Regions from separate parts of the Homo sapiens genome. Here region 1 is linked to region 2. Evidence: read pairs that join two places in POLR2A ChIA-PET (ENCODE). Cell type or tissue: K562. All regions are shown on one strand.

Region 1 (5,000 bases), 310 kb after region 2:
TGGGGCTGGAGGACAGGGTGGGGCTGGCGGACAGGGTGGGGCAGAAAGAGAGAGTGCTCTCATTCCAGCACTGACCCTGGCGCTGACCCCTCTCTCTCTCCCAGGTGGCAAATGCAAATGCAAGAGCAGCCAGAAGCAGCACAGGTGAGCCTGACCCTATGGTGCCCTCCTCCTTCGGGGCAGAACTACGGGGGGACAGTCCTGACCTGGAGAGTGGACAGCATCCTGGCCACTCGCTGGGCTTGCAGCTGGCTTTGTTATTCAGATAGTCAACCCTGAAGGGCCCCAGTCAGGAAAGCTCTGACCTCGGTATTGTGGGAAGTGACCATGGAAGGAGAGCAAGGACTTGCACTCCTGGGGCCGGGCAGCAAGAGTCTGGGATATAGGGGAGAAGGTCCTCCAGGCTAACCTGATACTACTCTGATGTGGTCCTTTCTCTAGTCCTGTACCTGAGAAGGCCATCCCACTCATCACTCCAGGTGAGACGGGCTTCTGTGGGCTGAGGGGGTGTCTGTGTAAGGACTGTGTCTGATGGCCTGCCCGCCACTCTCCGCAGGCTCTGCCACTACTTGCTGAGCACAGGACTGGCCTCCAGGGATGGCCTGAAGCCTAACACTGGCCCCCAGCACCTCCTCCCCTGGGAGGCCTTATCCTCAAGGAAGGACTTCTCTCCAAGGGCAGGCTGTTAGGCCCCTTTCTGATCAGGAGGCTTCTTTATGAATTAAACTCGCCCCACCACCCCCTCCTCGGTAGTCTTGTGATCCATCGTCTTTGGGTCTGGGGGTGGGTAATCCCTTGGATTGCTGACTTTCCCTGGATGCCCACTCCCAGCAAGCTTCCCAGTCCCTGAGTCCCTGCCGCCCAACTGTCTCCTATGGCTCCCACTCCAGCAAGCCCCACAGAGAGACCCATGCACTGTGAGATACCACAGTGTTATAACAGAAGACCTTTCCATTTCCACCACTTGCACGGGGGCCCTAGAAGTCCTGATGCCTCAGGTACCCATGACTTCCTTTAATCTAGAGCGACCCCCAGGGCTCACCCCCCCATTGAGACCTCAATTGAGACCCCCCATTGAGACCTCACCCAGTGAATGCTCTCTATGGTAGAAAATGTAGCAATTCCTTTGACCCATCCCAGTAAAATCCTCAGCTCACCCCATGGGCCCCCCTCCTCCCAGGAAATATCCTGTGAAATTCCATGAAGAAGTATGTCTCGAGAAGCCCTGCATAGTGCATGTGGGAGACAAACACCATGTGTGCAAATCCAAGTTCTTTGGCATGCCTGAACTCCCCTCCAGGAAGACTTCCCTGGCAATGTCCCTGTGGCACCCCAGGCAGGGGTGTGAAGTGCCACTTCTGCCTGGTGCCCATCCTGCAGTCCTGCCCCTTGACAGCCCAGGAGAAGGAACTGAGACCACTTCTAGCCTCTGCCTCCAGCAAAGGCCAGAGAACAATGGAGTCCCCGCCAGGTGGCAGCTCCCAATCTGAGGCCAGGGCTTGGGCTGGGCAGCTGTCTCCAATGATGCACCCTTCCTCCATGTCTCAGGGTGGGCCACATCCTTGAGAAGTATGATGTATCCTAGACTTAGGGTCACCTGCCTTGTGGGTGGGGTCAGAGACTTGTGCAGGGCCCCAGAGGTGTAAAAATGAGGTCCACATGTCTTCCAGGGCCTTTGAAACAGGACACGTAGGGACTGAGAGCAAGGTTCCAAGGTGGGGCTGAGTGGGACTAAAGATACCTGGCTGAGTCCAGCCACTATCAGGGAATCTTGGGTGGGTCACAGAAGGCCTGGCAAGCCCCAGTGCTTTGGGGAAGCTGTCCTGTACCAGCAGCCCCAGGTGGTATGGCCAGCCCAGAGGCAGCGCTGAGTCTGCACAGGTGGACCTAGGGAGGGGCCTGTGCGCAAACCACCCTGGTGGAGGGAATTAGCAGCACGACTGGAATGCAGGCGATAGGATCACTGAGGAGGCAAGGCCCAGCCCTGCAGGACGCAGAGGCAGGGGTGGGAGCCACCCAGCAGGGCTGGTAGAAGGGGGCTCCTGAGCACGCCTCCTCATCCAGGGGGTGCAGTGCAGAGCTCTCTCCTCGTTGGCACGGGAAGACGCTGGTGTGAGAGACTGCTTTTGAGAACATGAAAAGTGCGGTAAGAAAGCCAAGTCTGGAGTGGCAGACCCAGGGGAAGCCACACAAAGGTGACCGGAAGCAGTGCATGCTTTCTGACTGAGGAACCCAGGGCCACGCAGTCACGACTATCAGGAGCTCTGCTGTTTGAAATCCTAGCAAACCCTGTCCTTGCATGGTGGCCCCATGACCCTGACAAGAGATGCAGCCTCAACTTCCAACCCCAGTGCCCCACTGGGGAGCAGAGGTTTCTGGACGTGACAGCCACCCACCTCCACCTTCACATGTATCCTGGGGCCACGTCGTGGTGGAGACCTGCCGCTCTTCTTTCAAGCTCTCATGCTGCTTCATTTAAACTTCTCCTGGACAGGTGTCACAGTTCCCCCAAGTCCTATAAGTGACCACTTATGTAGGAGGCCCCACCACACGAGTCCCTAGGTGTGACTGTCCAGTGACAGGCTTATCTCTCTGATGTGGAGGGTGACGGCTCTCGCTCATGGAACCTGGGAAAATCATGGTGGGAGGAGTCAGAAACTGATGGGAGGCCAGGTCTGGATGACAGTGGAGGATGGAGTCAGTGTTAGCCCCAGATGGACAAGGCCAGGCCCTGGAGTTGGGACCCTGGTTCCCAGGGGAAACGAGCTCTCCTCTCTCCCTTCTGGGAGTGAGGAATGGGCTGACTAGGGCATGACAGAGGCTCTCCAGGCTTCCCTTTGTGGGATTACTGGCTGTGCGTCAGAGACCCCTTCCTGGGGCCTGTTTCAGAGCTGGTGGGTGATTTCCCCTTGTCATCCTCTCCTAGTTGAGGGGCTGTGGGGAGAGGTAGGGGGGACCAGAGAAAGCAAAGTGTCATTTCCACTCAATTGGGGATTTACTGAGTGACAGACACCACTGTAAACACTTCACACATGTCAAATTTTCCTAGCAACCTATGTGATGCGGATGACATTAGGGTTAGGGTTAGGTTAGAGGAGAGGAGGCACCCAGAGGTTCTCATGGGCTAACGAATTCCACAGCCAGCCTCCAACCCTGGTGTCCTGCTCCTGAGCCCTGTTTCCAAAGGACTGGGGCCTGTTGCCTTCCCGATGTTTATCATTGTCAAAGACAGAGCCCAGGGACTGTGCTGCTGGGTGACTATACATCCTTCCTCACTTTTTTATTTTAAAAATCTTTTATTTTTCAGGGCTGGGTTCAGTGGCTCACGCCTGTAATCCCAGCACTTTGGGAGGCCGAGGTGGGAGGATCATTTTGAGGTCCAGAGTTCAGGAGCAGCCTGGCCAACATGGTGAAACCCTGTCACTACTAAAAATACAAAAATTGGCCGGGTGCAGTGGCTCATGCCTGTAATCCTAGCTACTCAGGAGGCTAAGGTGGGAGGATCACTTGAACCCAGGATGTGGAGGTTGCAGTGAGCCGAGATCGCACCACTGCACTCCAGCCTGGGTGACAGACCGAGACTCTGTCTCCAAAAAAAAAAAAAAAGAAAGAAAGAAAACAAACATCACAGAGACATTTACTCACAAAGTAAACCAACTTCTAACCTAGCACCCCAAAATAATCAAGTTTAAAAGTTTGCAAAAAAAAAAAAATTGTTCTCTAGTCTTTCAGATCATCTTTTCCCTCTTGTACCTGGGAGTTGGCCTTGTGAGTTTGGAATCAGAACTCAGGCTATTGCCAGGCACAGTGGCTCAAGCCTGTAATCCAAGCACTTTGGGAGGCTGAGGCGGGCAGATCACCTGAGGTCGGGACCAGCCTGACCAACATGGTGAAACCCCGTGTCTAGTAAAAATAGAAAATTAGCTGGGCGTGGTGGCACATGTCTGTAATCCCAGCTACTCAGGAGGCTGAGGCAGGAGAATTGCTTGAATCCGGGAGGCGGAGGTTGCAATGAGCTGAGATCGTGCCATTGCACTCCAGCCTGGCAACAGAGTGAGACTCGGTCTCAAAAAAAAAAAAAAAAAGGTATTGTTTCAGAACCCAAAGGTGAGGACTAGAGAAAGGACTTATTATTCTGATTTAAAATAATACTTTTTTTTTTTTTTTTTTTTGAGACAAAGTCTGGCTCTGTCGCCCAGGCTGGGGTGCAGTGATGCAATCTCATCTCACTGCAACCTCTGCTTCAGCCTCCCAAGTAGCTGGAACTACAGGCACATGCCACCACACCCGGCTATATTTTTTGTAGAGATGAAGTCTCGTCATGTTGCCCAGGCTAGTCTCAAACTCCTGAGCTTAAGCCTCCCAAAGTGCTAGGAATACAGGCGTGAGCCATGGCACCCAGCTCTCTTTTTTTAATTTCTGTATTTTTTTTATTTTCTTCTTTTTTTTCTTAAAACTGGGTCTCACTCTCTCACCCAGGCTGGAGTGCAGTAGCATGATTACAGCTCATGGCAGCCTCAACCTCCCAGGCTAAAGCAATCTTCCCACTTCAGCCTCCAGATTAGGTAGGACCACAGGCGCGTGTCACTATGCCCAGCAAATTTTTTCTTTTGAGATGGAGTTTCGCTCTTGTTGCCCAGGCTGGAGTGCAATGGCATGATCTCGGCTCACCACAACCTCTGCCCCCTGGGTTCAAGTGATTCTCCTACCTCAGCCTCCTGATTAGCTGGGATTACAGGCATGTGCCACCATGCCTGGCTAATTTTGTTTTTTTTTTTTAGTAGAGACGGGGTTTTTCCATGTTGGTCAGGCTGGTCTCGAACTCCCAGCCTCAGGTGATCCACCCACCTCAGCCTCCCAAAGTGCTGGGATTACAGGCAAGAGCCACTGCACCTGGCCCAGCTAATTTTTTTTATGTAGAGATGGGCTCTCACTGTGTTGCCTAGGCTGGTCTGGAACTCCTGCGTTCAAGCAATCCTCCCACCTCAGCCTCCCAAAAT
Region 2 (5,000 bases):
GTGCCGGAGCTGTTGAAAACGTGGCCCCAAATGTGCACAGAAGTCAGCAGGGTGAAGGGTGAGCTGCCTTGCCTGCTCTGCCATCAACATGGAGGCCTGGAAGCTTTTTGCAGCCCTCAGGAGGGGTCCTGGAAAACAGTGCAGACACCCGTCCCGCCGGGCCTGGAAAACAAGCGAGCAATCAGCTCAGCCTGGCCCTAGAACCACCCACCCAAACTGGCCCCAAGCCACAGCACGGACGATCTGGTGTGTAGTGCTTAGATGCCAGCCTCACTCGAAGATGAGTTGCAACTGGGGCTGCAATTCCAGGAGGGCACCCACACCTTCACAGCTCAGCCCCATCTTGGGCTGAGACTAGAGCAACTCAGGCAGGATGGAGCCAGCCCCACCAGCGGCTGCTTGGTATCCAGGCCTAAACTGGGCAAAGGGCGGCTGCAGGACCCTGGGCAGGGCCCAGGACGGATGGGTGGGCAGGAGGGTGGGGGCCCATCTCTAAGCCGGAAGGAGAAGCTTCCAGACATGATTGCATCTGACCTTCTCCTAGCGTCTCCTCTCTCTGGCTCAGGGCCCACTGTGAGCTCAGCTCCGCACTCCTGGGTTTCATCCTGGGGAACTTTGTAAAGTATCCAATCTACAGAAAATTGCCAACCTCTGGAAGCCTCAGCAGGACCAATGTCCTCCATGCAGAGCCCTTCTTATCCCCTAGGACCGCAGGCCCAGGCTCCTCTGGGGGTCAGGGCGGGGCACAGCTAGGAGGGAAGGGGAGTTGCTCTGGGTAAGTAAGATGCTTCTAAGCTTCTAAATCAGGTTCCAGAGAGACCCCCACCCCTGATCCCCCACCCCCTGCTGGCCTGGAGCACTGAGGTCTTCCAAACCTTCCAGAACATTCTCAGCTGAGCACTCCCAGCCCTGGGCAAATCCCAAGGGAACCTGGAAAAGGAAGCCCCTCCCCTTGCTGGGATTATCGTACCCTTATGCTTAAAGGGCCAGAGGGAGAAGAATGTTTCTGTGCTTTTTAGAGAAACTCTCTCCACAAAACACTTCCTGATGCTTGTCTGACACCAAAAATCTATTAAAGTCATAAAGTTCTCCTGCAGAACGCTTCTCAAAAATGTATTTATCTAAAGGGCATCTGTGTTTGGTCTCCAACGCAAACGCTCCAAATGTCGGGCCCCGGGTGATTTATTTGGGCGCCTTGTTCTCTCCCTGCGAGTTGTTTTCAGCTCAAGCCCCTGGTTGCGTCGCTCCTTCCCCTGATGTTTATAGATGGCTTCCATCCGCTCAGAGCCAGGCCGGCCAGGAAGAAGGGGCTTGGAGGAGCAGGTGAGCGTGCATCAAGGGGCTGCAGAGAGTGGGGCAGCGGACAGATGCTCCCAGCAGACCCCTGCACTCCCCACCTGCTGGCTGAGCACACTCCTGGCTGTCCTCCCTGCCCAGAGGGCATTCTCCTGGCAGACATTTGAACAGCAGCTAGGAATCCTCACCAGGTCCCCAGCTGCCCTAGATGCTGGGAGTTCAGCAGTCAACGCACCTGAACCCACGCAGGCAGACGGGGAACATGAGACAGACCAGGAACAGACAACAATGAAGAGTGATGCAGGGAGTCTGGGGCCACAGACATTGCAAGGCCTTCCTCAGGCCACAGGGAAATGCAGCACAGCTAGGGCGCTAGGCTCCATGCAGCGCCAGTGCCAAGCATCTAAGCAGGGTGGGAAGAGGTGACTTCTGAGTGATGAGTAGGAGTTGGACAACAGAGGGGCTGGGAGGAGCCAGGAAGATCCTCCCAGGCAGGTGGGGGTCCAGGACAGGGAACACCTGGGAGTCTGAGGGATGGGGAGTCTGGGGCAGAGGAGAGAGGGCTGGATGCTGAGGTCCCAGCATTAGTGATCAGGCCTGGGCCTCTGGCTGCATACAGAGTCCCCTGACAGCTCTTCATCAGCCTCTTAATACGCAGTAGCTCATCAGCCCCTTTCCAAAGAGGCCCCTGAGGGCAGGGCTCTGCCAAGGCTGAGCTGTGTCTGTGCTCCTAGCCATGCCTGCTGTAGGAAGGAAGTCCTGGGGCTGGGCCTGGAGGGAAGCAGAAGACTCTCCAGATAGGGGGTGCCCAGGGTGTACCCCTGCAGTGCCGCCCGTCTCCTCAGGGCTGTGCATTTTCAAGCTGCCTGGAAGCCAGGGCCCAGAGGGAATGCTGCAAGAGCAGAGTTCCCTGGAACAATTCAACCGGCTGCTTCTCTGCTCTCCTTCCAGCAGGGAGGTGGGTGGCAGGAGCCCATCTTCCCCAGGCACCCCCAAGGAGAGGCTACGGAGATGTTTTTTAGAGCTGCATTGCTCAATAAGTATCCTGGCCACATGTGAATATTTAATTTTACATTATCTTAAATTCAATAAAATTAAACATTCAGTTCCTCAGTCACACTAGCCACATTTTAAGTGCTCAGGCAGCACAAAGTTCAACATGGTCATCGTCGCAGAACCTTCCCCTGGACAGACAGAGCAAGCAGGGAGGGGCCTCTCTGGTTTGTATGAGGGGTCCAGGCATGGCGGGAAGCCCTGGGCAGGCCTCAGCTCAGGTAGCAGCACAGGGTAGTGCAGGGGCTGGAGGGGAAGTCCTGAGGGCTCTGCCTGCAACCAGCCCCAGGGCTTCCAAAGCAACAAAGGCCTGCGGGAGAGCCGGAAGGGGTACCAAGTGCCTGGGCCCAGTGCAGTACCTGAGCAAGTACCAAGTGCCTGGACCCTCTGTAGACACAGGGGCTGGAAACCACGCACGACCTGCACCCTGCACCCCACACCCAAGGGCAAGCAGGAGGGAGGAAAGGAAGGTGGCCGGCAGGCAGCTTACAGTTCCCTCCTGTCCCTGCAGCTCACAGCAGCTCCCGAGTGTGGAGCAAGGCAGGCTCCCCTGTGCACCCACAGGCCTGGAGGGCCCTGGCAGATACACACCTTGCCAGAGCCACAGCCACCTCCATCCTGGGCCCATGGCAGCCTGCAGACACCACTGGGGCATTCAGTCACTGGCTTCCTGTTTGTCAGCATCCCAAAGCACCACAGGGTTTTTTGGCTCCAAAAGACCTCCTGGGCCAAAGTGAGCCTCTGAAGGTCCTGCGGGCAGGACACCTCTCAGAGGACGGAGGGCGCACTGCAACTTCCAGGGAGGCCAGCCAGAGGCTGCTGAGAGGATGCTCTCCGGGAAGGGTGAATGCCTGCCTGTTCCTGCTGGGGCACTGCGGGGAAGCCAAGGTTGGCTGGCCTCCCACCACCTCCCGGTGTCTCCAGGGCAGCACTGTCCCCCAGCACCATCTTCTTTGCCCAAGGTCAGCTCCCGGGGCCGCCCAGGCCTGACAACCATCACCTACATCTCTTCTGCCTTGGACCCCTGCACACATGCCTTGAGTTTGGGAGACTGTCCCCTAGATGTACGGGGAATGGAGGGACTTGGTTTTCTCCACTGCAACGTCTCTGTTTCCAAAAATGGTGCCTGGAATATAGCAAGGGCCCAGGAGATATCTGTCAAATAAATAAGTGGGCTTTTCAAGAAGGACGAAGGGCAATTGTGCAGACTGGGGGAAAGAGAGATTCTCCTACCAGTGTTGGAGCAAAAAACAAATCCTCAGTGGTCATTTTGGGTTTGGCGACTGAAGAGGAGAAATGCTGAGAACACTGGGAGCAGGCGGGGGCACACTTCCTCCCTGGAACCCCGCTGAATGGCAGCTCATGGTGGCCTTGGATGCCAGGGTTCCTCCTTCGAAGTGGCTCCTCTGTGGCCCTTCTGTAGCCCCTCCAGCTCAGACCTGGTTGTAGTTGAGAAGCCCAAGGAGAAGTTGTAAATAGGTTTTGCAATGGCAATGGTGAGCTTAATTTTTCATTGACCTTACCTCCAGCTAATAACGAATCGGGGGGCGCTCTTTCACTCACAGAAGCAAAAAGGAAAAGAAAGGGCTTCCTAGTGACGAGATAATTTGTCAGAAAGTTATGAGTGGGCACGGCAGGGCTGTATAGGAAGTGTGTATTGAACAATACGACACACTGGCTTCTAATTGCTGCTGCCTTTCTGATCAATAATACATGTTTTCAAAAAGCCTTCTGCTTGCATTTACACAATGGACTGTAACTACTGCAAAGATCCATTAAGGCCTATTTTAAAAAGCGCATTCGTAAAAAGTTGTCTAAATCTGCATTACAAGGCAGATTATGAAACTGCCTTGGGAGATGTTTTGTCTAAAAAGCATTCAGCCTGTATCTGCTGGACAGCTGACTCGAGCTTCCACTCTCCACGTTGCTTGGAGCCAGGATGCCTTCTCCAGAGGATGCACCAAGCAAGGCACCGGCAGGCCTGAGGTCCTGTCCACAGACCAGCCGGCCTCTGAGCCCCTCGGGCTGGGGCTGCCTTATGTGAGCCAATCCCCCAGGAGCCTGGGTGGCCGCAGACATTAATCAACCCACCACTCCCGAATGTGTAATTCAAGGTCAGATAAGTGGTCCTCTGCGGCAAATAGGACTCTGGGGACCCAGGTCCCTCCAGCACTGAGAAGGCTTCTGGTTGCATGGGGAGGGCTCAAAGCCTGTGGCCAAGCCAGGATGCAGAAGACAGGTGTGTGCTCTAGCAAGCCAGTCTCGTTGACCACCAGCCCCACACAGCACACAGGTGCGTGCTGTCACCTGTGCAGGTGGGAAGCCCGGACTGTTTGGGTCCAGGGCCCCCTGGCTTTCTATGCCACCCTAGCACCATCCAGTGACTGCTTGGGCCTCATGGCCTCAGCTCCTACAGCTGACAGGACAGAGGCTGATGACAGCGGCAGCTCGTGCTGATGGCCAGCGTCCCTGGGCTAAGGACTCTGTGCAGACTGACTGTCTGCATCCCCGGGGAACTTGGGGAGAAGGAGCTCTGCCTTCCCACTGAGGCACGGAGACTCTGGGTAACCCGCCAAGGACATGGGGACAAGAGACAGAGCGCAGACACACTCAGAGCCCCCTGCAGCCTTCCCACCATGCTACTGCCCCAG

What was found. Peaks named below come from ENCODE experiments on the same cell type or tissue, not always from the same donor. Only the 100,000 strongest peaks of a DNase experiment are listed, where the experiment ranks them.
Region 1: POLR2A ChIA-PET joins it to region 2 with 6 read pairs; 1 of 35 experiments calls an interaction of 5 or more read pairs at or near these places.

What each region holds. Positions count from the first base shown.
Region 1 is chr10:43,375,591-43,380,590 of GRCh38, forward strand. It overlaps FXYD4 (FXYD domain containing ion transport regulator 4), which reads left to right. Exons shown (of 9, transcript NM_173160.3): 7 at 105-144; 8 at 442-479; 9 at 557-745. The coding sequence ends at 576. Among named protein-coding and RNA genes, the nearest start is that of FXYD4, 6.5 kb to the left of the region's middle. In K562, CTCF peaks have their summits at 1,478 (motif pointing right) and 1,922; a DNase peak (open chromatin) is centred at 1,961.
Region 2 is chr10:43,067,724-43,072,723 of GRCh38, forward strand. No RefSeq gene overlaps it. Among named protein-coding and RNA genes, the nearest start is that of RET, 6.8 kb to the right of the region's middle. In K562, a CTCF peak has its summit at 3,131; a DNase peak (open chromatin) is centred at 3,123; H3K27me3 peaks cover 3,239 bases.